Linked DNA regions of Mus musculus: region 2 is linked to region 1. Evidence: chromatin loops called from intact Hi-C (ENCODE). Cell type or tissue: gastrocnemius. All regions are shown on one strand. Each heading gives the region's core, and the rest is flanking DNA. Links, peaks and the distances in the headings are about the cores only.

What was found. A loop is a pair of places that touch in the nucleus more often than their neighbours do. Peaks named below come from ENCODE experiments on the same cell type or tissue, not always from the same donor. Only the 100,000 strongest peaks of a DNase experiment are listed, where the experiment ranks them.
Region 2: it touches region 1 in a loop (2.5-fold over the local background); 2 of 42 quality-filtered maps call a loop at or near these places.

The regions. Positions count from the first base shown.
Region 1 is chr17:53,497,363-53,512,891 of GRCm38, forward strand. It overlaps Rab5a (RAB5A, member RAS oncogene family), which reads left to right. Exons shown (of 6, transcript NM_025887.4): 3 at 165-316; 4 at 1,026-1,148; 5 at 3,014-3,107; 6 at 8,952-10,316. The coding sequence ends at 9,067. It overlaps Pp2d1 (protein phosphatase 2C-like domain containing 1), which reads right to left. Exons shown (of 3, transcript NM_173449.3): 3 at 10,098-11,236. The coding sequence ends at 10,470. Among named protein-coding and RNA genes, the nearest start is that of Rab5a, 26 kb to the left of the region's middle. In gastrocnemius, for the core only: no CTCF peak of the experiment used is centred there; a DNase peak (open chromatin) is centred at 6,874.
Region 2 is chr17:53,651,248-53,666,776 of GRCm38, forward strand. Kat2b (K(lysine) acetyltransferase 2B) reads left to right here. Exons shown (of 18, transcript NM_020005.4): 10 at 1,775-1,983; 11 at 3,192-3,318; 12 at 8,071-8,181; 13 at 8,782-8,925; 14 at 12,288-12,402; 15 at 14,159-14,195; 16 at 14,406-14,469; 17 at 14,576-14,660. Among named protein-coding and RNA genes, the nearest start is that of Sgo1, 30 kb to the right of the region's middle. In gastrocnemius, for the core only: a CTCF peak has its summit at 6,309 (motif pointing right); DNase peaks (open chromatin) are centred at 6,353 and 8,704.

The DNA of each region.
Region 1 (15,529 bases), core at 4,426-9,425:
TACCCTCAGACCTGTACACATATGTGGCACACAGAAGGTTTTTAAAGATTCAACGTCATCTTTGGTTATACAGTGAATTTCAGGTCAGCCTGGCCTTCATGGTTTTTTTTTTTTTTTTAAGTTGAAAAAAAGGATAAACTTACTATAGATATTTTCTTTTTCAGCTGCCTTTCTAACCCAAACTGTGTGTCTTGATGACACAACAGTAAAATTTGAAATATGGGATACAGCTGGTCAAGAACGGTATCATAGCTTAGCACCAATGTACTACCGAGGAGCACAAGCAGCCATAGTTGTGTATGATATCACAAATGAGGTGAGTATAACAAAATCTTACTACTCTAAAGCCAGTTTGAATAATCATTTTTGTTACTTACAATTTGGCTAAAGATTTTTGGGAAATTCATTTGTAGCTAGTCATAACATTTCTGCCAGAGCTTTTTTGTGAGTGAAATATAAAATGAAAGTGCCTTAAATGACATAGTACTAAAAACTACAATCTTCCCACAGGGTCACCCTAGAGTAGTGGTTCTCAACCTGTGGGGTGTAACCCCTTTGGGGATCTAACCACACTTTGACAGAGATTGCCTAAGACCATCCTGCATATCAGGGGTTTTGTTTTGTTTTGGTGGGTTTGGTTTGGTTTGGTTTTTGGTTTTTCGAGACAGGGTTTCTCTGTGTAGCCCTGGCTGTCCTGGAACTCACTCTGTAGACCAGGCTGGCCACAAACTCAGCAATTCGCCTGCCTCTGCTTTCCAAGTGCTGGAATTAAAGGCATGCGCCACCATACCTGGCTGTGTATCAGACTTTTACAGCACATTTCATAACTAACAAAATTAGTTATGAAGTAGCAGCAAAATAATTTTGTGGTTGGGGTCACCATAGTATGAGGAACTGTATTAAAGTTTTTAGCATTAGGAAGGTTGAAAACAATTGCACTAGATTCTATAAGCCTTATCTCATAGAGAATGCTTTCTAACTCTGTTTTGAGCTTATGCCAAATAGCCTTTTCTTCCTTTTAACAGGAATCCTTTGCGAGAGCAAAAAACTGGGTTAAAGAACTTCAAAGGCAAGCAAGTCCTAATATTGTGATAGCTTTGTCAGGAAACAAAGCTGACTTAGCAAATAAAAGAGCTGTTGACTTCCAGGTATGTGGAATTTTACTTTTAAATCAAAATCTTGTTTTAAAGTAATTTTAAACCTTAAAAATACAGATTTTGAAAAAACATGTAAAACCGTAACAAATAAAATATTTTTCCTAGTGGGGTCAGGGATATAGCTCAGATGATTGATAGATAGATAGAGGGAGCACTTGCCTAGAGTGTATGGGTGTTTTGGGTTCTATTCTGAGCCATTGTGTAAATCAGGCATGCATGGTAGCAAACATAATATCAGGGGAAATAGATGGAAGAGGATGAGGGTGGGGAGTAGGTAAAGACAGCCTTGGCTACATGAAACCCTGTCCCTTCCCAAAAAGAATTACATGAAAGATTACAGAAATACTGCTCTGTACCTTCCATCCCTCCACTCCAACCTGAGAAAAAGTTAATGTTCTTCCTACCTTATATACACATATACTACATATATTGCTACACAAACACACAATTACGTGTATATATGTGTGCATGCACGCAAGTCCTTAAAAGGCAATTAAAAAATAGAGACTCAGCAGGTCGTGGTGGCACATGCCTTTAATCCCAGCACTCAGGAGGCAGAGGCAGGAGGATTTCTGAGTTCCAGGACAGCCAGGGCTACACAGAGACACTCTGTCTCAGAAAAAAGCAAAAAAAAACAAAACAAAAATAGACTCAGCTACTCTTTATTTGAGACCCAGCAGTGTGACTCAGCATGTAAAGGTGCTGAGTTCTATGCCTAGAACCCAGGTGCTGGAAGGAGAGAAATGTAAATTGTCCTCTGACCTCCCTCCACATGCATGCTTACTGGCATATACCTACCCCAAACATATGTACATACATTGCATACATACATAGCATACATACAGATATATAAGTGTACTATGTATGTATGTAAAAATAATAATGCTTGAGTCAGGCATGGCAGTGTATCCCTATAGTCCCATTACTTGGGAGGCAGAGGTAGGAGGAGTATTGCCACAAGTTTTAGGCCAGCCTGATCTTAATAGACCTCCAGTCTGTATATATTTAAGGTAATTAATTCAAAATGCCTTCCACTATAAAACAGTAAATGCTACTCATATTTACAAAATTATTTATATTAAAACTATTTCTTTTGCTCACATAGCTCTAGCTGTGGCCCAATATGTAGATGAGGCTCTTTTTATGACATTGCTAGAGTGTAGATAGAGGAAGCTACTGTATCATGGTGTATTAAGCAGAGCATTTTCAGTTGTAACTTCGTTAATTCTTACGATGACCGTGTGAAGTCTGCTATCTGCTATGCTGTCCAAAACAATTACACTCCTCAGCAAAACATCTTAGAGAGCTTCAGTTTTGTTCAGAAGTGGGCCTGTGCTGTAATAGCTCAAAGGGGCCTCAGGTGTTCTAAGAGGATCAAAGGCAACAATATAGGTAAACTGGAAAGCATGACAGAAATGTAGGGCAGTTTGTAATTTTAAGGGAAATAGTTCATAATGTAGTTTAAATTTTAATGCTGTATGTCATTGAAAATTTAACATGAGGACGTAATTCATTAGTTGCCAGTGCTAAGACATTGGGTTTCCATATTTATTACAAAATCTGTATTTTTAAAAGATGTAAGTAGATGTTGCCATTGTGTTTGAAGAGGATTTAGGGTAAAATGATACACTGTCCCCCAATTATTGTGACTAGGGTTAATCTTAGATCTGATGAGTAAGGGTAGAATGTGTAAAACGTTAAGATAAAAAAGTATTCGTGGTGAATTATTCTACCCATTGTTTCTTCCTCTGCAACAGCATAGTCTCCACTTGTTAGTAATAGAAATCCAATAAGAAAATCTATAAAATAAACTGTATACAGTATATGCTTAAGGGTTGGTTTTTTTTTTTAAACAGGAAGCACAGTCCTATGCAGATGACAACAGCTTATTATTTATGGAGACATCAGCTAAGACATCAATGAATGTAAATGAAATATTTATGGCAATAGGTAAGCTTAATATCTAATGAAAAGCAATATATACTGAATGTTCCTCACCCTTCTTAAATCTTTTTTTTTCCTGATTATACTATTTTTCTAGGTCCTTTTCACTAAGCAATATCTTCTTAGGAATATTGCAAAGTCTGGTTGTGAAGCAGGATGTAGTGGCCAGCCTGAGCTAAAGACCCTTCCTCAGAGTTGGGGAAGGTTAAAAAAGAAGAGATTGATTGGAAGTTAGGAGGTCCACGCTGTCTTTTTTTTTCTTCTTCCTCCTGCTCCGCATCCTCCGTCTCCTTCCTTCCTTTCTCCTCTATTCTCCTCCTTTCTCTTTCCTCCTTCCTTTCATCCTTCTTTCTTCCACTTCCTCCTCCTTTCCTTAACTTTTTTTTCCTCTTCCAGTAGTATGAATTAAACTTAGGGCCTCCAATTTTCTAAGCCGCCGTCTATACCTTCCACTGAAGTAACCCCATTGCTAGCCCCATTAATGTCGATTTTATACTCATTCATGAATTCAGTGAGTGTTGGGTTATATAATAGAGGTGAATTAAAAGTTGATCTTACAGATAAGAGGTAGATTTTCCAAAGGTAGATTTACTGAAAAGTAACACCTCTTATTTGTAAGGAATATATTCCAAGACACTCTGGATGCCTGAGACAGTGGATCATGTTAAGCCGTCTAATTTGATGCCTTTTCTGTCCTAAGTATACATTACACACACACTCACCATAACTCACACAGGTGAAAAAGCAAAACTAGCACAGATTTTCTCTCCCATCTGGGAAAAAGATCAGACCCCTGACCTTAAAAATGGTAGGCAGGTGGTGTATTGCTGAAATTATTAAAGATTGTTTTCCTGAGGTTTTTATTGAATTTGAGTTCAAGTTTGGGCTTGGTATGTGTCAAGGCTGGATTAGAACATGGGGTTGTTGGGCCTCAGATTTCAGAGTTCTGGTTATATGGGGTTCCACCAGGTCTGACCTTTTTTTTTTTTTTTTTTTTTTTTTTTTTAGTTTTTCCAAACAGGGTTTCTGTGTGTAGTCTTGGCTGTCCTGGAACTCACTCTGTAGACCAGGCTGGCCTTGAACTCAGAAATCCGCCTGCCTCTGCCTCCCAAGTGCTGGGATTAAAGGCGTGCGCCACCATGCCCATCGAGACAGGGTCTCATACTGAGGAAGGACTTGTATTGGTGCTTAACTTAGGGTTGTTTTGTTTTGCTTTGTTTTTTCCAGAGCTGAGGACCAAACCCAGGGCCTTGTGCTTGCTAGGCAAGCGCTCTACCACTGAGCTAAATCCCCAATCCATTAACTTTACTGCTGTGAAGAGACCCCATGGCCAAGGCAACTCTCACAAGGACAACATTTAGTTGGGGCTTACAGGTTCAGAGGTTCAGTCCATTATCATCAAGATGGGAGCATGTTAGCATCCAGGCAGGCATGGTGCTGGAGGAGCTAAGAGTTCTACATCTTCATCTGAAGGCTGCTAGCAGGATACTTGGCTTCCAAGCAGCTAGGATGAGGGTCTTAAAGCCACACCCACAGTGATACACCTACTCCAACAGGGCCACAACTTCTAATAGTGCCACTCACTGGGCCAAGCATCACATTTCACTCCCAGGCCCCCATATGCTTGTTCAAACATATGAATCTATTGAGACCATACCTAAACATAACATAATGCAAAATATATTTAGTCCAACTTCAAAAGTCCCGATAGTCTATAGCAGGCTCAACAGTGTTAAAAGCTCAAAGTCTCTTCTGAGATTCATCTAATCACTTAACTGTAATCCCCAAAGCAAGACAGGAAATCAGCTGGGCAAACTCAAAACTCTGCAACTCCATGTCTGTTTCAGGGCAGTCTTCAGATTTCCAACTCCTTTTTCATCTTTGTTGATTGCAACAAACTTTTTTCTCCTGGGATGTTTCCATTCCCTTAGCAGCTTTCCTCAGTAGATAGCCCATAACTCTGGCATCTCAAACATCTTGGGGTCTCCAAGGCAACTTCAGTTTTTGCTAGTCTCCTCTTAATTTCATATAGGTTCCAGGTATGGAACTGATGTCATGAAGCTTGGTGGCATGCACCTTTACCTCCTGAATTATCCTGCTATCTCACTTTTTTTTTTTTAAAGCTCAGATATTTCAGTGAAATCTGAGCACATTGGAAATCACAAGCTCTTTCTACTCCTCATGATCTATCTACCCTTACTGCTAGAGTTACGTATTCATGTTTTTACATGGGTGGTGAGGACCCAAATTCAGAACTTAATGGTTAAACAAAAAACTCACTAACTGAACCTGGTTTGTTGTTGTTGTTGTTGTTGTTGTTGTTGTTTTTTTTTCCAGACAGGGTCTCACATATAGCCAAGGCTGGCCTGGAACTCCAAATCCTCCTGCCTCAGCCTCCCAATTACTGGAATTACAGGATGGAGCCACCATTCTAACCTGGGCTACACTATAGGCTTAAGTTTAAAACTTTTAGACTATAGAAGTAGCTCTGTGGTACAGTGTTTGTATTGTGTTCCTGAAGCCTGGATTCTATCCTCAGCTTCTAGATTTCATTTCAGATTAAACTATTTCCTTTCTATAAAGAAATACCAAGCTGGGGCTGGTGAGATGGCTCAGCGGGTAAGAGCACTGACTACTCTTCCAAAGGTCCTGAGTTCAAATCCCAGTAACTACATGGTGGCTTGCAACCACTTGTAATGAAATCTGCCGCCCTCTTCTGGTTTGTCTGAAATAAATAAATCTTTTTTTTTTTTTAAATCATAAACTTTAGAGTACAATCATGAGATGTTACATCTATAGTTGTTAGAAAGCCTATGTTTCCATTACAATCATCTACTTTAAAAAAAAAGAAAAAAGAAATACCAAGCTAAGCTGTGGTGGCACATGCCTTTAATCCCAGCACTTGATAGGTAAAAGAAGATGGGTCGGGGCTGGTGAGATGGCTCAGTGGGTAAGAGCACCCGACTGCTCTTCAGAAGGTCCAGAGTTCAAATCCCAGCAACCACATGGTGGCTCACAACCATCTGTAACGAGATCTGACTCCTTCTTCTGGAGTGTTTGAAGACAGCTACAGTGTACTTACATATAAATAAATACATAAATACATAAAAAAAAAAAAAAAAGAAGATGGGTCTTCAAGTGAGACCAGCCTGGTCTACAGAATGAATTTCAGCACAGCCAAGGTTACACACAAACACAAACATATGTGTTTGGGATTGGAGTCGTTCTTTGATAAAGTTAGTTTAGCAAATCTCATAGAAAATATGGTACAGTCCAATTAAAGAGTCCTTACTGAAGTTCATTTCCTTCCACCTCCTCATCTGAGTCAGGTGTGATTATAGAAAGTCCATAGAGGAGAAATTTATGCTCATTCCAAAACCCAACTTGGTGTTGATTATAATATGATATATAGTGCTGTTTTATTCGGTTTCCTTAGTTGTGAGTCCTGCATCCACTCTGCAACAGGGCTTCACAGCTTGAGGATACAGAACACAGAGTTTGACTGCACTCTGTGCCAAACTGGGCTTGTATTGTAGGAAAGTGCCAAAGCACTACTTGTGGTGGGAAAGAGCAGTCTGAGGTACAAGACAGCCAGAGCTAGTTGGGGGGAGGGAGTGGGGGGCCTGGTCCCAGGCAAAGCCTTCGAAGAGGCTGGGGCTCTAGACTTCCCAGGCACTTGAATACCCAGGCACATTTGGAAGTGGTGGAAGAACTGAGAACAGTGGGGTCTGGGGAGGGGGGCTGGTTTTAGCCCTGGGCTAGGGAGTGGGAGCAGGATGGGGAGCTCCGACTGGTCTCATGGGAAGAGTGCTTGTATTGACTGCAGGCTCAGGCTTTATGGTGGTCTTGGCTGGGAATGCAGAGAGGCCTTCTATGGGAGATGAGACAGCTGCTCTGTAGGCACAGGTCTTCTCTATGGCTCCCCACTGAGGATCCTGATGAGAAAAGACAGTCTGTAGTTCTGAATCATATATTGCCATGGTGGAAAGTGGATGTGTAAAACCATACCCCACTTCTCAGGGAGGGCCTGAGTTTAAATACCTTTTACAGGGAGGAGTGTTTGGGAAGGATTGGCTACACCCTCCAGGTCTCTATATACCTCATTAGCATGGAAGTCTGTCTTGAACCTATGTGACCAAAGGTCACGTCCTTTTCCTCATCTGCATGTGGAGGGGCTTGGGCTGTTTCGGGGGGTGGGGGGGCTACAGCTAGTGGCAAGGGCCTGGTGCCCAAGAGCAAGTGAAGCTCCTACCATCTCTTCAGGGTCTCAGGGGCTTCTAGCCTTAGCTCAACCAGGGACCAGGTTACCTTTCACCATCCTCTTCCCATACCTAGTACCATTGTTAATCCATTTACTGGGCATTACATGTAAATGCATCTGACTGAACATTTATCATTATTATACATTACCGAACCTTCTCTAGAGTAATTTCTAGGATGACTCAGTGGAGTCTTCCTTCCCAAGCATCAGTGCAGGTCCTGCTTCCTGAAGCTAAGATTCTAAAGATAATATTGATGAAGGGAAAGTAGGCAAAATAAAGGGCTAAAAAATGGCAAGATGGAGGTATATGGCTTAGTGATAGTTAACTTGTGTAATGTGTATGTAAGGTCCAGGATTCAGGTCGGCATTGGACATAAAACACCACTCTTGGTCGTATTGCTGCTTAGTCCTCAGGATAAAGCCATGTGTCTAGCAGGTGAACTTTAGTGGGGAGCATATTCCACATAACCAGTATTCTAGCAATATATAATATAGCAATTTATAATCCACAAAGCTGTTCATGTGTATTAAGTATTGGTATTTGTAGATCAAATCAGGGTTTGTCATAGCCCAAGAAGGAAAAGATGTTATAAGTCGTGTAATTGATTGGATTACACAATAAAGGACAAGTTTGGTTGGGTTGATTATTCTGTCAATAGAATTTGTTCACATCCTGACTTGACTTAGAATTATTTGTGATAGCCCAGAGAATGTTGCTGTAATGTGAGCTTCTTTATAAATTTTGTAGCTGGCCATGGTCTATTGGCTTGGATTTTATGTGTGTCTTGCTTGGTTTTGTTTTTCAAAATGGAAATCTTGATATGCTACTCGGGCTAGTTTTAATTAACTTCCTGGACTCAAATGATTGTTCCAACTCCTTCTCTGTACTGAATCATGGTAATTACAGTCATGCCGCACCATGTCCAGCAGCTTGTATATAATAGACAGTTAATGATTATAAAACACGCTAATTGGGGCAGGAGAGATGGATGGCTCAGCGAATAAGAGCACTGACTGCTCTTCTGAAGGTCCTGAGTTAAAATCCCAGCAACCACATGGTGGTTCACAACCATCGACAGTGAGATCCGTTGCCCTCTTCTGGTGTGTCTGAAAACTGAGTGTACTTACAACAATAAATAAATCTTTTTTAAAAAAAAAAAAACAAAAAAAAGGCTAAGTGTAGCTAAGTGGTACTAGACTTCCCTAGTGTGCACAGGACCCAATACGACATAAGAAAACTGTGATTTCTAAGGGAATTGATATAAGAATTATCTGTAGTCCTAGTTAAATTTAAGTTTAAATGGTATATCTACAATTGGCCTCTACCTACTACTTCGAAAATACTAAGAGATTAAACGCTTTTAATACAGCAAAGAGTGGGGATTATTGTTTGGGGAAGAGTATTTTTATTTTTGTGGGTTGTTTGGTGCTTTGTTTTGCTTTTTGGCATTTAGTAAGTAATAAACCTTTGAAAAGAGCCAACAGTCACATAAAACTTTGGAAATAACCCAACAGGGAGAGTATTATAAAGAAGCAGGTCTAAGTGATTTTAATATGAATAATACAATTTTATTTTGTTTATTTCTCAGCTAAAAAGCTGCCAAAGAATGAACCACAGAATCCTGGTGCAAACTCAGCCAGAGGACGAGGAGTAGACCTTACTGAGCCTGCACAGCCAGCCAGAAGCCAGTGTTGTAGTAACTGAGCTCCAGTGTGAACTTCCTGAATGGCAAAAACCATGGAGTTGGGAGCATTTAGCCGGCCCAGTGTGACTTCCAAAAAGAGACTATGGTAGAATCAAGTTTCTAATTCTGAATTATTTTGAGTGTTTTGAACTTAATTTTTAATAACATGCATGTGCTCCTCCAGCAGTAGAAAGGAAAATGAGGACTGTGTGTACACTTGTTCCATGTGAAAGTGCAGGGGAACAGCTCATCTCCAGTGGGTATGGACCCACTCTTAACCCACCCAGTCTCCAAACTGGGATAATAGTCAGGAATGACATGTTCAAAATTACTAATGTATGCTTTAGAAAACATTTTTAGAAGACTTACGCTTAACAATAAAACCCAAGCAAATGGTGTAATTTGATTTTCTTAAAAAGTCTACATTTCACATATTAATAAAGCAATCCCAACAAAACAGTCTTGCATCTCCAGAAAGAAGGAATGAATATTGATGACATCTTAATTTTATTCAGTCCCATTACTTCTTAAAATTTGATTGAAAAAATTAAGTCACATGTAACCCCATGCTGTTTTAGGAATATGAAACCGATAAATGCATTTTAATGATAGTGGTCCCTTCATATGAGCTTCTTTTAAAAAGTGGAAACAAACCAGGTATCTGCTTTCTAGTTAATCACTGTTGGCTATTCCATAGAGGTGTGTCTGGAACAGGGAGGGGGCTCTGCTTCCCTTTGGGCATAATTAGTCAGTGCACTAACAATTATGTACATTCAAACTTGATTATTTTAAATATGATCTTCAGCTGTACTGTAAATAGAGTACTGCATTGTAGTCTCCATATGTTTATTATTTCCTATAATATTTAAGAATTGCCTAAACATATACAAAATGTACAGTTACTAAAACAGCTAATTATTTCTTTCTTCCCCTATGAAAGGAAGGGGCTTTGCTGTTCTTACATGGCTAGAACCATAATAAACAATGTACTTGCAATTGTAACATAAGTATTACAATGTTATTAGTAATAATCTTGAAGCCTTGTTTTTTGAAGTCCATTTTATTTTAATCAGTATATTGCACTAATTATTTTAGGTATTTTCATTATATGAAATCTACCATGTGTCAGATGATTTAATCTATTTAAGTGTTGATCTGCTAGCAGAACTTGTACATTTTACAGTAACTCAAAACTAGTAAGGAGAACAGTTCACCGGTGTTTAGTTTTATATTGAGGTGCTCAGGTTGGAATAAAGTGATGTAAAAAGCAACACTGAGTTTTCTCTGTCTTTGACATAAAGTATACACCATAATACGCATGATATATAAGCTGCAGCTTTTGTATTTCCTTCCCGGTCTAAGGAATGGTTTTCACGGGAGTCTTTGTAGCACTGTTTGCTGTTCTAGGTCATTGGAATGTTTTTATGTCAGCCTGTGATACTCGCTCCCATTGAGAAACATTACCATAACAGTGATGCTGTCTCTGGAACCCCCTTCTATTGCAGCACTTACAAGTTCACAGCCAATGTACTCAGCTGCACCTTTGTAGAAATTCTTAATACATAGTTCTTTCTCATTTTCCTGCTTACTGTCTATAGTGGGTAAGCTGCTATTTTCTTTTGTGCTACAAGGGTCATAAGGGGTCACTTTTGGAGAAAATGTACCCTGATGAGTGTAAGCTTCAGCATATATTGAGTCAGATAGCCCTTTCGTCCCATCTGCAGTTGACATAATGTCTTCATTTTCAGGCTGGTACTGGAACAGCACTCGGATGTTACTGTCTGGTGGGGAAAGAAGGCCTATAGGTGGCCAGGGTTTGCTTTTAGGGCGAGGAACATGGGTTTCTTTATATGCATGAAACAAGGTGATTACCAGTGCAGTGACTTCCTTCTTGTCCAAAACTTGCCAAAGTCCATTAGTGGCTAAGATGAGAAACTGACATAGATCATCTATAGGGACAGAGATTGTTTGCGGTGCTGGAATAATGGACTTTTTTAGTCTGAGGTTTCCATGGAATCCAAGACCCCGGGTGGTTTTGATGTGCCCATCCAGGAGGCCATAGGGGTCATCTGAACTGATCACTGCTTCGCTGTAAAGGACTCTTCTTCTTTCTTTGGTGTTTCGTGTACTGTGTTCCTTGGTCAGGCAAAACCCTTTTCCATTTCTGCATAAGACTGCTTGCACGTTTCCTAGACAAGTGTTTTGTTGTTTAAGAGAAAGAGATCAAAAGATTAATCATCAGTTCATATTAACATATGCAACTTACTAATTCTGTTTCAATGCTAAACACAAAGTATGACATGTAAATATTTCTAGAATATGTAAGCTCAACACTGTACACATCCTAATTCAAATCTCAGTGATAACCAGTAGACTTTAAAACACTTAACAAAACAAAAACAAAAAAAAACCTACAGGTCATGAAAAATAATTTCTAAATTAATTTTTTTATGAAACTGTTTCAAAGAATGGTTTTTACTGTTTTTTAACATCTATTCAGATTTTTAAATATTCAAATAAAGGGTTTTTTTAATGTTTAAATTATGTGTATGTGCACATGAGGGTGGGTGTCTGTAGAGTCCAGAAGAGAGCATTGGATTCCCTAGAGCAGAAGTTAGTTTGCCATGACCCACCCAAATGGACGTTGGGAACTCTCTAGGGGAGCACCAAGTATTCCTAAACACTGAAACATCTTCCCAGCACCAAGTAATTAACAAACAACAACAAAATCTTTGGTGGGGTTTTGAGAGGTGACCCAGCAATAAAGAGGTCCTCTAGCAGAGTACCTGAATTCAATTACTAACATCATGTAGGTTAGCACACAATTGCTTGTAGTTTCAGGTATAAGGAGACCTGATGCCCTTGGCCTCTGTACTTGTGTGCACAGGACCACATACACATAAAAATGAGAAATCCTTAAAGGACAAAAACTGTTGGGGGCTGTTAAGAAAGTTAGTTAAAGACAGCTGCTACCAGGCCTGCTAATCTTGAGTTCCATTCTTGGGTCTCACATGGTGAAAAGAATTGTCTCCTACAAGTTGTCCTCTGACCTTCATATACAGGTATATACACACACAATCAATCAATAAATAATAAATGGATGAATAAATGAACAAAGTATGTATACATATATATATACATATGTATATTACTGGTCAAAGTTAAAACTCAAATGTATTTAGGATATGGATGATAAAATTCCACTGTTAAGTGTCCATCCTAGGTTTCCTTAATGTGTAATTAAACAGTTCTATAAGAATTCATGTTGGGGAAATAGGCAGCCACATTAAACTCTTGACAGTTGTTAACTGAAGTCTTCAGTAAGAGATGGCAGTATGGTATGACCATAGTTGAGATAAACCTGGGATATTTGCAACATTTTGCTTCATTAATGTCCTGAAGTCTAAATCTGGTCCAGACAGATTAAAAGATGCTGTTAGAAGGGGTTTGGATTTTTTTTGTTTGTTTTCCCCAAGATTTTAGAATCATCATATGTTTAAGAACAAGCAGTAGTTTTTGGTACAGCATTGTGATTCACAGCATATCTCAGGTGGCATTGGTATCTGAATACTCTGCCCCTGAAAATTAAAATTCCTACTTTAATATGCCAGTTCTAAAAGCAAAATTTGGTGGGGGCAGTGAGATGGTTCAGTGTGAAGAGACACTTGATGACCTGTTTGAGCTAGACCCCATATGGTGGAAGGAGAGAACCTGATCCCCAAAGCTGCCCTTGACTTCAACATGCATGCTGTGGCATACATGCACGTGTACCACACACTTTAAAATAAGAATATTCTGTCAGGTGGGGGTGGTGTGCCAGCACTCAAGAAGCAGAGACCTGTGAGTTCCAGGACAGTCAGGCTACACACAGTGAACCCTGTCTACAATCAAAGAATATTTAGGCCTCTAACAGTGCTATACTTGGAATCAGAATTTTGTTGCTAATGTGTTCAATTCTGTTTCTTCAACTTTTAACTTATTTTTGTTTTTCTTTTGATTAATTTTGAAATAGAGTTTCAATATGTAGCCCATGCTGACCTAAACTTGAGATCTTCCTGTGTCTGCCTCATTTCAGAAAAACTTTTTGATTTGTTTAGCAAATAAGAATCTAGGCTTAAAAGGCTGAAGTCTGTCCAACTGGTATGATTTGACAGAAAGCCTAACCTGATGTGAGATAAACAGTAGTCTTGCCTCATTAACATAATAGAATGAATGCTAATTGAGGTCCTGGGTTGCTTGCAAAATGTGACCCTGTGCTATGCAAATTATGCTCCCGCAGTCTGCACAAATTTCTATTTTCATTCTTCTTTTATCCTAACTTGTGGATCTTTTACTTTGATCTGTAGCAGGTAAGTCAGTAATTATTGAGTGGGGAGGTTTGGTTTGGTTTGGTTCGGTTCGGTTCGGTTCGGTTTGGTTTTGAGACAAACTTCATATAGCCTGAGCTGGCCTTGAACTGTCTTTGTAGTTGACAGTGTCTTAAAATTCCCAGTCCTCCTTCTATCAGGTGCTATCATGCCTTCTTTATGGGTTTTAGGAGACATTCTGAAAACTGAGCAATGTCACCAGCAAAGCAACACATTGCATTTAATGTGGCAACTGGATAAACTATTAGGATGTAGTTCAGCACCTTTCTTAAAATAGAGAAAGTGTATGTATGTGTAAGTAATGCTACTATAGGTTTAAAACTATGTGGGGGGAGTAGCTCAACTTTCTAATGTTCTATGTGACAGCTTGAATTCACATACTAGCTTAAGCAGGAAGATGGTAAGCAAGCACTTTGGCTTTATACACTTCTGTAATATGGCAGATACATGTGACTATTCTGGTTTTTAAAAGGAGTAGTAACTTGGTAGTATAAGGCAGGTGGATTGCAAGAGTGAGGCCACTGTGTCCAAAAAACAAAGGGGGCAGTAATAGTCACTGTGGATCAGGGTCTAGCCCATCTCACCAAACACGATCCTGGGCAATGTACTGTAATGTTGTAAACAACGTGGGTCTCCACGTGTTGATGAGTTGATGCAGAAAAAACAAAGTTCTTAAGTCAGAAGATGATAATGGGCTGGAGAGATGGATCACTGGTTAAGAACACTTAGTGGGGGGCTGGTGAGATGGCTCAGTGGGTTAGAGCACCCGACTGCTCTTCCAGAGGTCTGGAGTTCAAATCCCAGCAACCACATGGTGGCTCACAACCATCTGTAACAAGATCCGATGCCCTCTTCTGGAGTGTCTGAAGACAGCTACAGTGTACTTACATATAATAAATAAATAAATCTTAAAAAAAAAAAAAGAACACTTAGTGACCTGTCAGGTGGTTCACAACTGCCAATAACTACAGCTCTGGGGGATCTAATGTGCTCTCTTCAAACTCCACAGGTACCTGCACATACGTTACACTCACAAAAACACATAAGAATAAATTCTTTGTAACTTCTAGCTTCTTGTCTTTAGTGACTGACTAAATCTCAGAAAATGGGAGAGGAAAACAAAACACTAAAGGTGAGAGAAAGGGGGAAGAACGGAAAGATGAGAAGGGAAGAGAAAGGAAGAAAATTTGACATGGTGGCTAGTATCTGTAACCTCAGTACTCAGAATGAGGCAGGATTGCCACAAGTTGGAGGACAGGCTGGGTTAGAGTGAGATCCTGTCTCCAAAAGGAAGAAAATGGCTTGCCAGTATGGAGTTTATAACATCCAGTATGTTGAGATGCTCAGAATGAGGCAGAAGGATTGCCACAAGTTAGGAGGACAGCCTGGATTAGAGTTAAAAAGAAAGAAAAGATGGCTTGCCAGTAGAAAGAAAACTAACCCTGAAAGTTGTCTGGTCTCCACACATGCACCATGATCTTTGTGAGCTCAGGTCATCTGCATTTAGAAAAATATTTACTTCAAAAAAGGAAAAAAATAGAAGAGTGAAACAAAGCACAGATTAAAGGAGCATTTGTAGGCAGCTGGTAGGGTCCAATGGACTAACACAAATGATGTGAGTGATCTTAGACAGGAGCCTTAAAGAGAAATAGATCCATCAGTCAAATAAATGGCTTAAAATCTGAGAAAGAGAAAATCTTTCAAGTAGCCACAAGGAGGAGCCACATTCTGAACAAGAGAGGCTTAGACAGGGATGCCAGCCAGGCCAAACAGGGAAACAGATTCCAACAACTGAGAAAAATCTGCCAGTCTGTAATTCCACACCAATTGATTATTTCCTTTAAAATCAAGGCAAATAATATCTTAAAATTCATCACTAGCCTTGTATGGGTGGTGTATTCCTTTTTCCTAGCCCTTAGGAGACTGAAGCAAGTGGATCTCAGTGAGCTTGAAGCCAGTCTGGATTACAGAGCTACAGGTCAGTCAGGGATACATAATAGAGACCCTGTCTCAAAGAAAGGAAGGAAAGAAAACAACAGGACATCCACATGGTAGAAACCAAGGAATTTTCCGGGTAGGAAACAAACCAAATGAATAGGTCAGCATAATGGAATT
Region 2 (15,529 bases), core at 5,735-10,734, 160 kb after region 1:
TGCTTGTGTGTGTATGTGTTCATGCACCAGTGGAGACACCCAGGCCATGGTGTAAATATGGAGGTTAGAGGCCAGTGTGAGGGGATTCATTTTCACCTTCCGTCAGATGGGTCTTTGTCCAGGTATTGAACTTAGGTTCTCGGGTTTTGTATCAAGCACCCTACCTGCTGTGCCACCTGACTGCTCCCCCAATTCAAAAATTTTTATATTTATTTTTATTTATTTATGGCATATATCTGAGTACATGCCATGTATGTGTGGCTGCCCATAGAAGCCAGAAAGGGGCACTGGGTCCCCTGGAGCTGGAGTTGCAGGCGGTTGTGAGCCTCCCAATATGGGGGCTTGAAACCAAGCCTGCGTTCCCTGTAGACCAGCAGGCACTGTGAACTGCTGATCTTTTCCTCAAGCTCCGCTACCCTCCTTAGAGTTGGAAGATCATGCTCCGTATTCTATACTAGTGTGTCTGTGTCTGCTTATAGGCTACAGTAGCAACTGAATAGGAGAGAGGGGGTACACATGATTAAAAATATCTTATTTTATTGTTTAAATTACCTGTACATGTATATCTGTGTGGAATTATGTACATGTGCCCAAGGAGGCCAGAGGAGGGTGTCAGACTCTCAGGACTGGAGTTACAGGCAGTTGTGAGCCACCAAGTGTGTGTATTTTGTAGGACCCACACTTGGGTCCTCTCAAAGAGCAGTGCATGCTCTTAACCAAGGAGCCAGCTTTCTAACACCGCCCTAAAATATTGTCTTAAAGATAACTTTTGCGTTGATACATATGTTCACATGAGCATGGCAGGACATCGGTGCCCATGCATGGCAGATTCTCTCTCAAAACAAAAACAAACAAACAAACAAACCAAAACCCCACATAACTTGTTTGTTGATTAGTCTCAGTAGTCAGCTTGCACTACTGCTGGCCACCAGATCCACTTGAAATCCTAGGCTCTGGGGATCTGCACTCTGGTCCTCAAGTTATGCAGCAAGTGCTTTAGTTGGTGTGCTATCTCCTCAGCTCTTCTAAAATATTTTCTACAGGTTCTCTTACAAAACGATTTTCCTAATCAGAAGTGATATATATATTTCCTGTCCCTGGGCAAGCTGAGGTAGGAAGATTTTAGTTCAAGGCCAGCTTATACTACAGAGCAAGACCCTGTCTCAGAACAACAACCAAAAGTTTTCTGATGCCTAACCCATATAAAATATAATGCACATGCACTTATTAACTTTTCATAATGCTAATTTATCTACTTAATTCATCCACTTACTTTTGTGTGCGTGGTTTCCCATGCCTGTGTGTGCATCAGGGCCAGAAGAGGGTATTCAGTATCTTCCCCTACAACTTTCCTTCAAGCCTTTTGAGACGGGGCCTCAACCTAGGGCTTCAGCTTATTTTCTTGGTTAGGTTGGAAGCCAGCAAGCCCTAGTGACCCTTCTGTCTATGCCTTCATTGGAGCTGGGGTTACAAGTGTGCAAAAGGATGCTCGTGGCTTGTTCTATGGATACTGGGATTCCAAACTCCAGTCTGTCTGATTATATAGTAAACTTTTTTAACTGCTGATTCACCTATCTAACCTACTTAATTCACATTTCTATTTTGTCTTCATAACTTGTGGGATGTGGATGCACAGGGGCTCTTGTGCATATGTGTTTAAGACCCAGAAATTCACATCAGAGTCTTATCAGAACATGGAAAGAGTTCATATTATCCAGTCCACCACTTTCAAAGAAAAGCCCTTTGTAATCTATTCTTGTCTTCTGGATCCCAGACCAATTTTCTGTCAGCCCATTCGGCCAGAGATGAGGCGGCACGGCTGGAAGAACGCAGGGGTGTCATTGAATTCCACGTGGTGGGCAACTCCCTGAACCAGAAACCAAACAAGAAGATCCTGATGTGGCTCGTGGGCCTCCAGAATGTGTTTTCCCACCAGCTGCCCAGAATGCCCAAAGAGTACATCACACGGCTCGTCTTTGACCCGTAAGTTCAACTCATTCTTCCTTAGTTCCTCTCCAGTCCAAGGACGAACTGTTTATTTAGACAGTGACATTCAGCCCTTGGAATATAGCTGCCTTCTGTCCTACTGTTGATAGAGAGCCATACTGATATAACTTTCGGGTCAAAATCACTAAGATTAATCTATCAACACTTTTTACATTCTTATTAATAGACTGAAATTTTATAGCCACGAGAGCATAGAAATCCTAGGGTGTCTTACTTCATAGCCCATACATTCTTGGCTTTGTTATATTAACTAGGTACCACTGTAGACCAAGTACCCATAGGTAAGGTTGCACCAAAGTTGTGTTGGATCTTCAGGAGAAGTACAGAGGACAGCACCATATCTGCTATGCCATATACTCTGTAAACCTTGGGAAAACCATTGGGATTTTGGATATGTTAACCTACAAAATCTATGGGTTTAAGGAAAAACAAAACAAAACAACCAAGGATGAGGATGTAGTTCATCGGTAGAGGGCTCACCTAGCATAAACAAAGCCCTAGGTTCAATGCACAATTCTATCAATCAATCAATCAATCAATCAATCAATCAATCAGTCAGTCTGCAAAAAGCATGTATCCTGACAGTAGCAGATGGCAGACAGAGGTTTGAAAGTAAATCTGTGTTTATTGTTAATTTATATATAACAGACCCAACAAACCCAACAACAAGTAAGCAGATGTCTCCAATTGGCTGTATTTTGACCTAGTTAGCGAGACAGCCTATGTGAAATGTGCTCTGTGCACGTGGCAAGTCAGAGTGAGTCAGTCAGGTGAGATTCCACACATGGGGGCTTGACAGTTCCTACATGTGGATGTTATGTTCTTTGATGTAACGTCACTGTCTGTGTAAGTGTGAACTCTTCAGAAATGCAGGCCATCCTTGTGTACAGCTTTGAGCTCTCCCTCCAACCCCTATAGCCCGCTGGACATTGGGCATGCCAGTTTCAGAACCCTTCTAAGCACACACTTATGGGCTCAGGCTCTTCTCAGGGAATACTTTCTTTGCTTTGGTGGGAGCTTTGATGAAGTAGGCTTGCCCTGTAGAGTCCAGGGAAATGGCTGCCTAGCATCTAGATGAAAGAACTTACAACCCATCCCCTTCCAAGCAGGAAGCATCTCCACAAGTGTTTTACGTAACCAAACAAGATAAAACTCTGATTGAACATTATTTTATTTATTTTTAGGAAACACAAAACCCTTGCTTTAATTAAAGATGGCCGTGTCATTGGTGGTATCTGTTTCCGGATGTTTCCATCCCAGGGATTCACAGAGATTGTTTTCTGTGCAGTAACCTCAAATGAACAAGTCAAGGTAAGAGCTGCCCAGGACCTTGGCAGGGAAGCAGGGGTAGGGCTTCTTGCTGCTGCAGAGGAGCATGGGAGTTCCCTCTAGGCTCGGCTCAGAGAAGGCTCAGGATGTGAAGTTCAGGCCTTCCTTCGAAGTTCTCTCCCTGTGTGTATGTGGGCATAGTTCATCAGACTGAATATTTTTAGTAGGGTTGCACAGAGGCTTTGTCTAAGCAGAGCTTGTATCCTGACAGTAGCAGATGGCAGGCAAATCTGTGTTTATTGTTAATTTATATGTAACAGACACAGACAATCAGATGGGACACACACACACACACACACACACACATACACACACACGCACAGAGTATTTAGTTATCTCACACACTTCAACAAGATTCTCATGACCTTGTCTATAAAGAGAAACGAATATTAAGGAAATCCCAAAAGGAGTTGGGTGTGATGGCCCACACACATTTAATCCCAGTGCATAGGAAGGAGAGGTAGGTAGATCTCTGTGAGTTTGAGGCCAGCCTGGTTTACCTATTAAGTCCAGGATAGCCCAGAAGGCCCTGTCTAAAATAGAAACAGACGGAAAGAAGAAGAGTATTTACGTGGACTTGGCTCTGTGCATGCTAAGTTAGCACTTTGCCACACATAGCTGTAACCCTGTTGTTCCTGCATTAGGTTTTGATTTTGCTGAAGTCCTCCTCTGTCCCTCCCATGTTGTCTCTGGCACGGGTCCTCTGTTCCTTTGGCGCTAAGGCTGTGCTTTCTTAGGGTTGCCTGGAATAACCTAGATGTGCTGGGTACAAAGAGCACTTCTCTACACTCTGTCGTATTCTACTCTGTTTTTCTGAGGACACTGTTTCCGTCTTAGAAGGTTTTGCTTTTGGCATTCAACAGACCTTCCTAAAGCTGCCCCTTAATACCATTCTCATGCTGTTGGTGACCCCCACACAGAAAATTATTTTTGCTACTACTTCATAGTTGTAATTTTGCTAGCTATAAATTGTAATATAAATGTAGGATATTTGATATCTGACCCCAAAGGGGTTAAGACCCACAGGTTGCAGACAGATACAAAAGAGTATGAAGAAACTGTGTGTGAGAAGGGGCCGTGAACAGCTTAGGAGTCAGGAGCACTACAAACAAAGTTGTTGTAAGGTCTGAGGCAAGTTGTTCAACAGTAGCGTGTGGAAGCTGCACACACAATCCATCACTGCACTTAGTCTACGCTTTCTAGAAAATCTATTTCAAAACAGCAAGTGCAGGCAGGAGAGGCCATTTTTTTCAAATATGTTTCATTTAAGGTAAAATTCAGTATCATGAGGAATCGTCAACAGCATCTGCATTCTCTGTACTAAGCCTTTGAAACCGCTGTGTGGTTTAGACTCCCAGCCTGTCCCACCCAGTTTGGACTGGCCACATTCATGTACTCAGTGAGCACAAGAGGCTGGTGGCTTCTGTCCTGGGCAGTGCAGGGCGAAGGAGTCTATTAGTTCTTTCAGAGTCAAAGAAGGACTGCCATTTACAAAGACTAAAAATAAGTCACTGGAAGACGCATTTTCTGTTCCAAGTGTGGTTAGGTTTGCATGTCCCTCCCATGTTCACTGCCCAACACCCCTTCCCCTGCTTCCCTCCCCTTTAAAGACAAAAAGTCTCCTGGAATTGATGGTGGTCTCATATTTGCTATATAGTGGCCCTGAGCTCCTGATCCTATTGCCTATTTTCTCTCTCCCTCTCCTCTCCTCCACCTCCTCTCTTTATTGCAGTGTGGAAGGAAGAAGGAGGCCAAACATTACAGACTCAGTAGGAATAACAAGGGGGAAAATATTTGTTTTTGTTTGTTTGTTTGGCTTTTGGCCTTTTTTTTTTTTTTTAACTAGTGAAGGAATGTGGGTGAAGGGTTACTTAGACGAGCAGAAATGACTCAAAGACAGCTTATCAGCCAAGGCCCACCCCAGTGTGAGTGAGAGCCCCCCCAAAGCTGGGCACCTGGAGCACACTGCACAGCCTGCAGGCAGCTGGAGCAGCTGGAGAGTGTCTTTCCAGATGCTTACAGTGGGCTGAGGGATCTCTCAGGAGACTTGATTGCTTATATACACGTGTGAGGAGTGGACACGCCCTGATGGTGGGAGGTCCTGAGCAAGTGGTTGCTGTTGCTACAACCGGCCATGTCAAGGACCCTAGCCTCGACTCATGGGGAAAAGTCAGAAGCTACACTCCTCTCCCACAGAGCGAGGCTTATAAAGATGGCTGGTTCTCTTGCAGAGTTTAATAGTGTGGGCAGAAGATGTCCACCATAGTTTTCCTCCCTTCACCCAGTGCTTCTGAAACCCTTTTGGGGAACAGAAGTCACACCACCCTTTCATAGGGCCTCCTAAGTCCATCAGAAAACAGTTATTTATATTCTGATTTATCACAATAGCGAAGTTACAGTTATGGAGTAGCAATGAAAATTATTCTACAGTTGTGGGTCATCCCAACATTAGGAACTGTATTAAAGGGTCCCACCATTAGGAAGGTTGAGAACCATTGCCATGATATTTACAGCCTGAAAACTGCTCTCTTGCAGAGTCGGTTCCTAGGAGACTAGTAAACTGTCTCCTTGTTCAGTTGTATGAAACAGTTCAGCCTCCTCCTTCCCCCGTGATCAACTCTGCATAATAAACATGCTGAAATTTTGTGTGTTTTGGGGCGCGGTCATGCTGTGGTTTCTGTTTCTCTGTTGGATCACGCAGATCCTGATCTGTGTGTACGCCCATCCATTGCTCATTCTTGGTCTTCCTGAAGCAATTCTCTAGGTATTCTGGAAATTAAACACAGGTACGGTGGAAGAACAACCAGTGCTTTTAACTGCTGAGCCATCTCTCTCGCCCCAGCAACTTGACACACTCTTTTTAAATGCCTAACTTAATCATTTCTATCTCTTTTCCTTTTACACATGACAAATAATACACTGTTCTCAATACATGCTGTATAACAGAAATCCGAGTTTCACATAAAATTCTTTTTCTAAGTCAAGTGTGGTGGCATACACCTTTGATCCCAGCAGAGGGAGGCAGAGAGGCAGAGAGGCAGAGGCAGAGAGGCAGAGATAGGCAGAGATAGGCAGAGAGGCAGAGAGGCAGAGAGGCAGAGAGGCAGAGAGGCAAAGAGAGAGGCAGAGAGAGAGGCAGAGAGGCAGAGAGGCAGAGGCAGAGAGGCAGAGAGGCAGAGAGAGAGGCAGAGAGGCAGAGAGGCAGAGGCAGGTGGATCTCTGTAAGTTCCAGGCTAGCCTGTTTCAAAACATCCAGTAAATAAGTGAACAAATGAGATAAAAAATTCTAGGAGTCATATTGCAAAGTAAAATAAAAACAGGTAAAAATGTTTATACTTTTTATTTAACCCAATCTGTCCAAAATATTGCCATGTGAACACGAAGTATAAAATGTATATTCACACATATCTTGCTGATGGACATTTTGTGTTCCTAGCACCGTCCAGCTAGCACTAGTAAGCTGCCATACTGAAGTTCCGTTTATAATTGTGTTTTCTCTCTTCCCTGTGTCACCAGGAATTCTTCCATGAGATACATTTCACTTGTTTTTTCTATTCACATTATATCCGAACTCACAGTGTCTTGGTATTGTGGTATGTGTATAAGGAAAAATGTCCTTGGCTGACACGACTGGAAGAACACTCTCCAAAAAAGGGAGGTGTCGCTGCTGACTTTTATGGGACAGAGCACCCCACCTGATAGTAGCCAGGCATAGTGGAGAAGGAGTGCTGTGATTGCTAAAGGGTCCCCACTCATGATACTGGTTGATTTGAGGCTTGGGCAGTGGAAGTAAACAGGAGTGAGGGTTAGCTCTTGTATTGTGTGCTGTGATTCTGTGTGGTTTTGTCTGTCTTTTGTGGTGGTCACTGATCTCTGGATACACGGCCGTCGCCACTATAGTTTTCACTTTTCAAATTAATATTTTAATCTTAAAAATACTTCATTAATTCTTTGAGAATTTCATACATTTGTACAACCCCTTGCCCCAACTCTCATTTTTAAAAATTTGAGACAGGGTTTTTATCTATAGCCTTATTTACCAAATCTAGACCCTCCCAGCCCAGCATTTTCAGTCCCAGCTCCTTAGGTGCACACCGGAACACTGGGCCTGTTTTCATACATTAACCCAGTCATTTATTCAACATTGTTCACCGTCTTTTTGTTTCCACTGTTTTTTTGCTGACTCAGATTCTGGGTTTCTTAGGTTTTTCTTGGTCTGATAAACCAAGCTGGAAGTCCTGTGTCTGTGATGCAGTTGCTAGAAGGGTTGTTGGTGCCTGGAACAGGTAAATGCTTAGCTCAGCATACACAGTACCCAGTGAAGATCTGCATGGCTCATTTACATACCTCAGATATGCTAATGAGATCAGCACCATTCATCTGCCTCCCTCCTTTCATCTCAGCTTCTCAAATACTTTCAAGATTAAACTCACCATCAGCATTCACTCTGCAAACATTTGGCAGCAAGAAGGATTTTAGGACTGAGTTTGGAGTCTTACTGTGTTATTTTCAAAGGACCCGGAGCTAGTGTTTGCCTGTGATAATTTTGTTTTGAACCGCAGATTTTGAATGTCTTAGTTTGTGATTCCTTTTCAAAATTCAGACATGCAAGAAATAGTTCCTCGAGGAAAGACCCTGGTTGGTAAAATATTTAAAACTGCAAACTCCTGTAAGCTACCATTCTCTGTCACGTTGTTAGGAATTTCTTTTCTTGAGCATCTTTACTTCCACCAGGGCTATGGAACCCACCTGATGAACCATCTCAAAGAATACCACATAAAGCACGAGATCCTCAACTTCCTCACATATGCAGATGAGTATGCCATCGGCTATTTCAAGAAGCAGGTCGGTTCCCAACGAAGCCGTGTGCTCTCAGACTGTGTATGCATATACGTGTGTGTGTGTGTGTGTGTGTGTGTGTGTGTGTTTGTCTAGGTGCTTGCACCTGTTTCTGCACTTCTGATGGCCAAAGCCAGACATCTTTCTCTGCCGTATTGCTTTGAAACTGGGTCTTTCACTAAATCTGAATCTCTTTTAAAAATTAAAAAAAAAAAGGGAAATTGACTTAGTTTCTGGAAAATGTTCGTTTCTGATAAGGTCTGCATAGGCTTCAGGCTTGGCGGTGTGTGTGTGTGTGTGTGTGTGTGTGTGTCATTATTTCGATCTTGAATTTACATTCCTCCTGCTGGGATTCCTGATGTGCACGCTGCCACCCCCAGACACTTTTACTTTTAAATTTGCTTCCTGTTGGCACTGTTTGATTTTTGATGGTTTTGTTCATCAGGGGGCTCTCTGTGTGGCTGCTGTTCAGAGCAGGGCAACGGTGCTGGGAAGAGAGTTCCTCTGAATCCTTGGCACCAGGCTTGGCCCAGAGCCAGCCCTTAGCAGCCAGTTGTGCAGGCGTTATGCACAGCACCCTAATGAGTGATCTGATTTGCCTTGTAGGGTTTCTCCAAAGAAATCAAAATACCTAAAACCAAATATGTTGGCTACATCAAGGATTATGAAGGGGCCACTTTGATGGGATGTGAGCTGAACCCTCAGATCCCATACACAGAGTTCTCTGTCATCATTAAAAAGCAGAAGGAGGTGAGCTGCTGATTGCTGTTCTGCCCAGGCCAGCCTTGGGGTGGACTGCATTTCACCATTACACTGGGTCCACCCTAACCCCATCCTCTCCCCCGCCTTGTGTGTGTGTGTGCGCGCGCGCGCGCGCGTGCGCGCACTTGCTAAATTGTGTAAAATATAGCATGTGTATAGTACATCTTTTTTTTTTTTTTTCCTTGAGACAGGGTTTCTCTGTATATCCTTGGCTGTCCTGGAACTCACTTTGTAGACCAGGCTGGCCTTGAACTCAGAAATCCTCCTGCCTCTGCCTCCCAAGTGCTGGGATTAAAGGCGTGCGCCACCACGCCAGGTTCGTATAGTACGAGCCCATTGCAATCTAATCTCTTCACTTTCATCGCCAAAAGGATCTTCAAGGGCCATTGCTGATGCTTTGGCCTCTGGCTCACAATACCCTGTCACTCAGGTAAACGGCATTCTTTCAGGTTCTGTTCCAACGTTTCTGTAAACTTGTACAGCATCAGCCTGACTCACCTACTCGGATTTAATTATTTATCCTGCAGAGACATCTCTTCTAGTGTCTATTTCTCTCCTTTACACTTCATGATCTGAAGTCCTATAAGAACTAGTTTGTGCCAGGCAGTGGTGGCGCACACCTTTAATCCCAGCACTTGGGAGGCAGAGGCAGGCGGATTTCTCAGTTTGAGGCCAGCCTGGTCTACAGAGTGAGTTCTAGGACAGCCAGGGCTACACAGAGAAACTTGTCTTGAAAAAAACAAAACAAAACAACAAAACAAACAAACAAACAACAACAACAAAAAGAACTAGTTTGTTATCTGTGTTGATATGTCCTTCTTTAGGCTTGCAAACAAGAAATGGTAATGCTGGAGAAGGCTCCAGGTGTGAGTTTACAGTGACTAGCACCTTTTAGAAGGCAGAATGGCATACTAGAGAGTCCACAAGACTGTTCATGAAGTGAATGAACTCTGGAATAGCCAGGACCATTATCTGGGAGCTGGGATGTGGGTGACATCTGCTTCATCCAGTACTCCTTTTACTTAACCTTCTGTGTTCTTCCCTGACAAGTTACCAAAGAGGAACATCTGCCTTAAACCCATCTGCTCTCTATTAAGATCCTTAATCCCAATTCTTTTGCTTGCTAGATGTGACACATATAACAGCCCAGAAGCTTACGTAATGTCTAGTGACAGCAGTCATTCACTGAGTGTTTTATTTAAAGTGGGTCAGGCAGGTGCTGCTATTAGAAGAGCAAAACGAATTTTGTTTTGTTAGAGAATCAAAGTACTTTTGCTGCATGGTCAAAGATGTCTGCCTAGTAGGGAGTTCCAAACAGGGTAGTGGGAGAATTCTTAATGTAGCAGGCACCTCTGGCCTGCCTTCTTTAAAGAGTCACCTTCCCTCACTGCTCTTCAGTCTTAACAAGCAGGTCTAGACTTGGCAGCTCTTTGGTGCATCGGTGGCTGCTGATCGCTTGACACTAGCATTGTGCTGACAGCTGCTCGTTCTGTAATCTTCCACTAGCTACAAGGATTCATCCCCTAGTAGAATGAGAGTCCCCTGGGAGTCTGCAGATTCCCTCAGAGAATGATCTGTTCACTCTTACTGTATAGGAGAAAGCTGGAAGCACAGAGATATTTCAGATGGCTAACGTTTTTTCACTTTTTAAAAGACAAGTCTTTCTCCTCTTTTCTGTTTCCTCTTTTACTTCTCCTTTTTTTGTCTCTAGTCTTTTTTCACGCATACCATTGAATGGACCAGTGTTTGGAGTATTACCCTAGTTTTCTTTTTTCCCACACACATATACAATGTATCTTGCTCATATCCACCCTCTGCTCCTCTCTCCAGCATCACACCAATATATCATTCATATGACTCCCACCTTCATACCTTAAAAAATAACCCCCAAATCACTAACTCTAGTTAGTGCTGCTCATGCATGCACATGCATGGGGTTATCCACTGAGGCACTGACAGCCTATCAGTGGCCACACTCACAAAGAAAAGTGACTCTCCCCCCGAAGCTATCAGTTTTATTGGCTTCTCATTTAAGGGTATGGCATCTGGAATTTTTACCCTCTTCATGATACAGTTTTTAACTCTTGGGCAGGTAAGCACAACTTGGGTGAGTTCACGTGTGTACGCAGATGTACCATCTGGTGCGTATCCGGAGGCTTTCCTTTTACAACGTTACAACGTTCCTCCCGATCTGCTGGCTCTTGCATTCTTTCTGCCCTCTCTTCCAGGATGTTCTCTGAGCCTTTGGGGTTGCACAATCATATCCTTATTCTCAGTGTTTTGAACTAGATTTTTTAAAAGAGAGCTGCAACCGTACCATAATGAAATAATTATTTTCTTGTAGAGACAGGCTAAGTATCTCTGATGCAAAATGCTCGTGACCCGAGTATTTTAGAGTCTGTTTTTTTTTTTCTTATTCTTCATTCTTTCCATTGACTTACTGATGGAGCATCTTTAATGAGAAACTCCAACATCCAAACACTCTCAAATGTCAGACTCCACTTGTGGAAAGCCCCTTGAGAAACAACAGCAGGGAATAAGCTATGGATACGGAGAACTTTTCTAGTCCAGGAGTGATTAGAATCATCTGAAGGTGGAGAGAGACCTCTCCACAGGTGAGATAGATTTATAGATAGAATCTCTGTGTGCACTGGGGATAATGAACAAAGATTAGGTCAGTGTCTAGCACAGAAGATGGTGGACACAGTAGATAGGACCACGTAGAAAGAGTGGGAGAAAAGGTGCTGGGCAGGGAGGTGTATGGCTGCTTATGTGTATGCCTATGAGTAGGTTGCCGTGGAGTGTGATTCTTACATCTTAGTCCATATGTGAGACTACAAGAGGCTGGGTCTGGAGGGGCCCCTGCCAACCTCCAGCCAGCCTCCCTTCTTCCTTCTCTCTGATGGTCATTTCCCTAGTGGCAAAGGGTTGGGTGAATGTTGCTACATGAGTATGGTATAAAAGAATACTTCTTTTAAAAGATATGTTTTAACTTTTTGTATTTATGTATGTGGTGTGTGTGTGTGTGTGTTTATACCCCCCCCCCCCACTCCATGACACATGTGAAGGCCAGATAACAATTTGCTGGGGATAGCGTTCTCCTTTTACTACGTAGAATCCCAGGGATTGAACTCAAGTGTTTGGGCTTGTTAGCAGGCCTCTTTACCCCTTGTGCCACGTCACTGGCCCCAGAATTCTTCTGTTTCTTACCTGCTAATGTGTATTCAGCCTTTTTGTCTTATTAAAAACTTGTACAGCCTCAGGAGCACCATCTCTTTGGTTTACCTGACTTGTCCTGGTCTGTGGTGTGGCTTCTTTGTTCTAACCACATGTTTCCCTATGCTTTTCAGATCATTAAAAAGCTGATAGAAAGAAAACAAGCCCAGATTCGAAAAGTCTACCCTGGACTTTCGTGTTTCAAAGATGGAGTTCGGCAGATTCCTATAGAAAGCATTCCTGGAATCAGTATGTATAAGATACTTTCTAAAAAAAAAAAAAAAAAAAAAAGCAAACTTTTCTGTTGCTCCTGTGAGATATGTTTGAAACGATTTCCAGAGTGCAGTCCTTTGAAAAGCTCTCACCTGTCTCCTTTTCCATGCGTGGTGTTTGTGGTCTTTGAAGTGGGCAGCAAGCTGGTTGTGGAGGAGCTCTCGTGCAATCCCAGCATTGGGAGTCTAAGGCAGGAGGATGTAGTGTTTGAGGCTAACCAAGACAAGCGTGAGACATTATCTGGGGCCGGGGAGGGCAATAATAAAGAGTTTCTGATGTCTTTTTCTTCTTAACTCAACCCAGACAGTGTACCTTTAAAAAGAAGTTATTAATATCCATAATTTATTCAGCCTGGCACTTGCACACAATGCTTGGCAACAGGAATGTGTACTAAGTAGTGTGGAAACTCTAGATTTTCATATTTACGAATGGAGGAACTGGTCTTCAAACGGTTGTATAAATTATCAGGCAGAAGGTCAGAATGGAGCAACTCGTTCTGTTCGCCCAATCGCCTGCTGTGGACAACCTGCCTTGGTGCCACTGTGATGGACCCATAGCCTGACTTTCCTTCTTCCTCCCTCTCCAAGTGATGGAGGTCACATCAGTTGTTTCAAGTTTTTATTTTACAGTAGCTTTCTTAAGAATTCTTTTTTTTTATTCTCTAAAAGTGAACTGTATTGGGTTGAACCGTACAAAATGACTGGGGTTTGTAGATTAGAAGCTAGCAATTATCATTTGGCAATCTTATTTGGTTGGAACCTAAGTTCTTATGATGACTCAACCCCTCCCTGCCTTCGGCAGACAGACACAAAACTAAACTTTTCCAGGAAAGAGACAGGATGCCTGTCTCACTGCATCTGCCCTGCCTCAGAACTCTTTTTGCTGAAACCCAGGTCTCATGTCTCCATGTAGTCACTGTTAATGACCGAGTAATTGCCCCATTGTTGAATGCCCAGTGGTGCTAGGTATTTTTCTGTGTTTATTTTATTTGTTCACGATTTATTATTTTCCTTCTTGGTCAAATGTTTAGATATTTGGGCTTCTTTTTTTAAAAATAATTATTATTAGTATCAACTAATGTCACAAGGGCTAACCACACCTAATTTCCATAGTTCTGCTTTGTAGGTAGGTAAATCAAGGAAGGGGTAAAGGATAAGAGAAGAAGTCAAATCCAGATGCCCTAGACACCAGGTCTCTGTAAACCAGATGTGCATTGCAAGCAGCAGGAACTTGGCCAAACAAAACAAGGAGCAGAATATTGTCCTGAGCTAAAATAATAGCAGCACTTTGGTGTAGGGTAATTGAAGACATTAGACTTGCAGTTTAAATGTGTAGTACTGTTTTCTTCTCTGCCTTTCTTCTTTCTTTTGAAGAGTTGGAATTAGAAGAGTTAGTTGCCTTAGTACACACTAACTAGCTGAGACAAAAGCTCAGGGACACAGCACTTGCCTCAGTGGTGGTGTGTGGTATTAGCTTCAATACTCAGCCCTACAGAAGCAATTAATGAATCAAGAGAACAAAAGACGTTAATATAGCTGCCAGTCTGTGAAAACCTTTTATGTTGTAAGCTGTGTGAGAAAGAAAATATATGCCACTAATTGCAGTGTGTCTCCCCTAATAGACATTTATTGAGACGTGGCTGTCATGTATGATGCTTTTGATAAGTAGTAAGTATGTTATTCTCTTGACCCAAAGCAGTTCTCATTTAGTGTTTAATTTTGTTGACATATAGGAGAGACAGGCTGGAAACCAAGTGGAAAAGAGAAAAGGTAAGCAAGCTGGGTTAGAGGATGTTAATGGAAGTGTTCTTCCCCCTTCCAGCGTGTTAGAGGAAAAGGGCCAAGTGATGTTAATTGGTACACAGCAGTTGGTGGGCTTCAGTTCCTAGGCTGGGACCTACCTGTGAGGCTAAGCTGAGTGGTGAAGAGGCTGGGAGCAAGAACACTAATCCTTCCTCCTTTGCTCTCTGTTCTTTCAAGTAAAGAGCCCAAAGACCCTGAGCAGCTTTACAGCACCCTCAAGAACATCCTGCAGCAGGTGAAGGTGGGTGTATTTGTCTTTTATCTCATGCTCTTATTTTGAAGTGATTTCCCACTTGACATTCCCATATGAGATACCTTATTATCTTTATTATTTTCTTTTATTCAAGAACCATCCAAATGCTTGGCCTTTCATGGAACCAGTGAAGAGAACAGAAGCTCCGGGATATTATGAAGTTATAAGGTTCCCCATGGGTAATGCTATTGCAATTTTCTCATTATAGATATAGAACTGGGTGGTGCTGTGGGAGACCAGTGCTGGCTAAGGTGGACGTGTTGACTTCTGTGACAATGAGTGTGTCTCGAGTGGGATTTGTGAGAGGGAAGTGGGTTTCATTCAGGGACGTTCTGTGCGTTTTTAGTACACTAGCTGTGGAGTGGAGGTAGGGATCTTACTGTGGACAGTTCTGGATTACACACTGGCTCTTTGGATGTAGCTGACTACTGTGTTACTGATGAAAAGAAAGCAGGCGTTTATCTTTTTTATTTGGCTCGAGTCTGCCAAAAGTCACTCTTATTCGAAGGGTTGTTCAAGATAGAGGGTCAGAGCCATGGCTCCGTAGTTAAGTGGCACTGGCTGCTCTTGCAGGGGGTTGGCTTTAATTCCCCGAACCCGCATGGTGGCTCACAACTGTTTCTAACTCCAGGCCCAGGGAATTTGGCTTCCTTAAGCACTGCATGCATGTAGTCACTGTTCTGTTTCTGTGAAAGGACACCGTGATCAAAGAAATTCTTATGAAAGTGAGCATTTAAGGGCTTGTTTACAGTTTCCGAGGTTTAGTCCATTATCATCATGTTGAAGCATGGTGACATGCAGGTAGGCATTAGAGCAGTTGCTGAGAGATATACCTTGATTCACAGGCAGAGGGAGAGAGACTGGGCCTGATAAGCATTTTTGGAACCCCAAAGCCCATGCCCAGTGACACACTTCTTCCAACAAGGGCACCCCTTCTAATGCTTCTAATCTTTTCAAATAGCACCTTTCCTAGTGACTAAGCATTCAAATATATGAGCCTGTGAAAGCCATTCTTAGTCAAACCACCATACTATACACATAAAGGGTT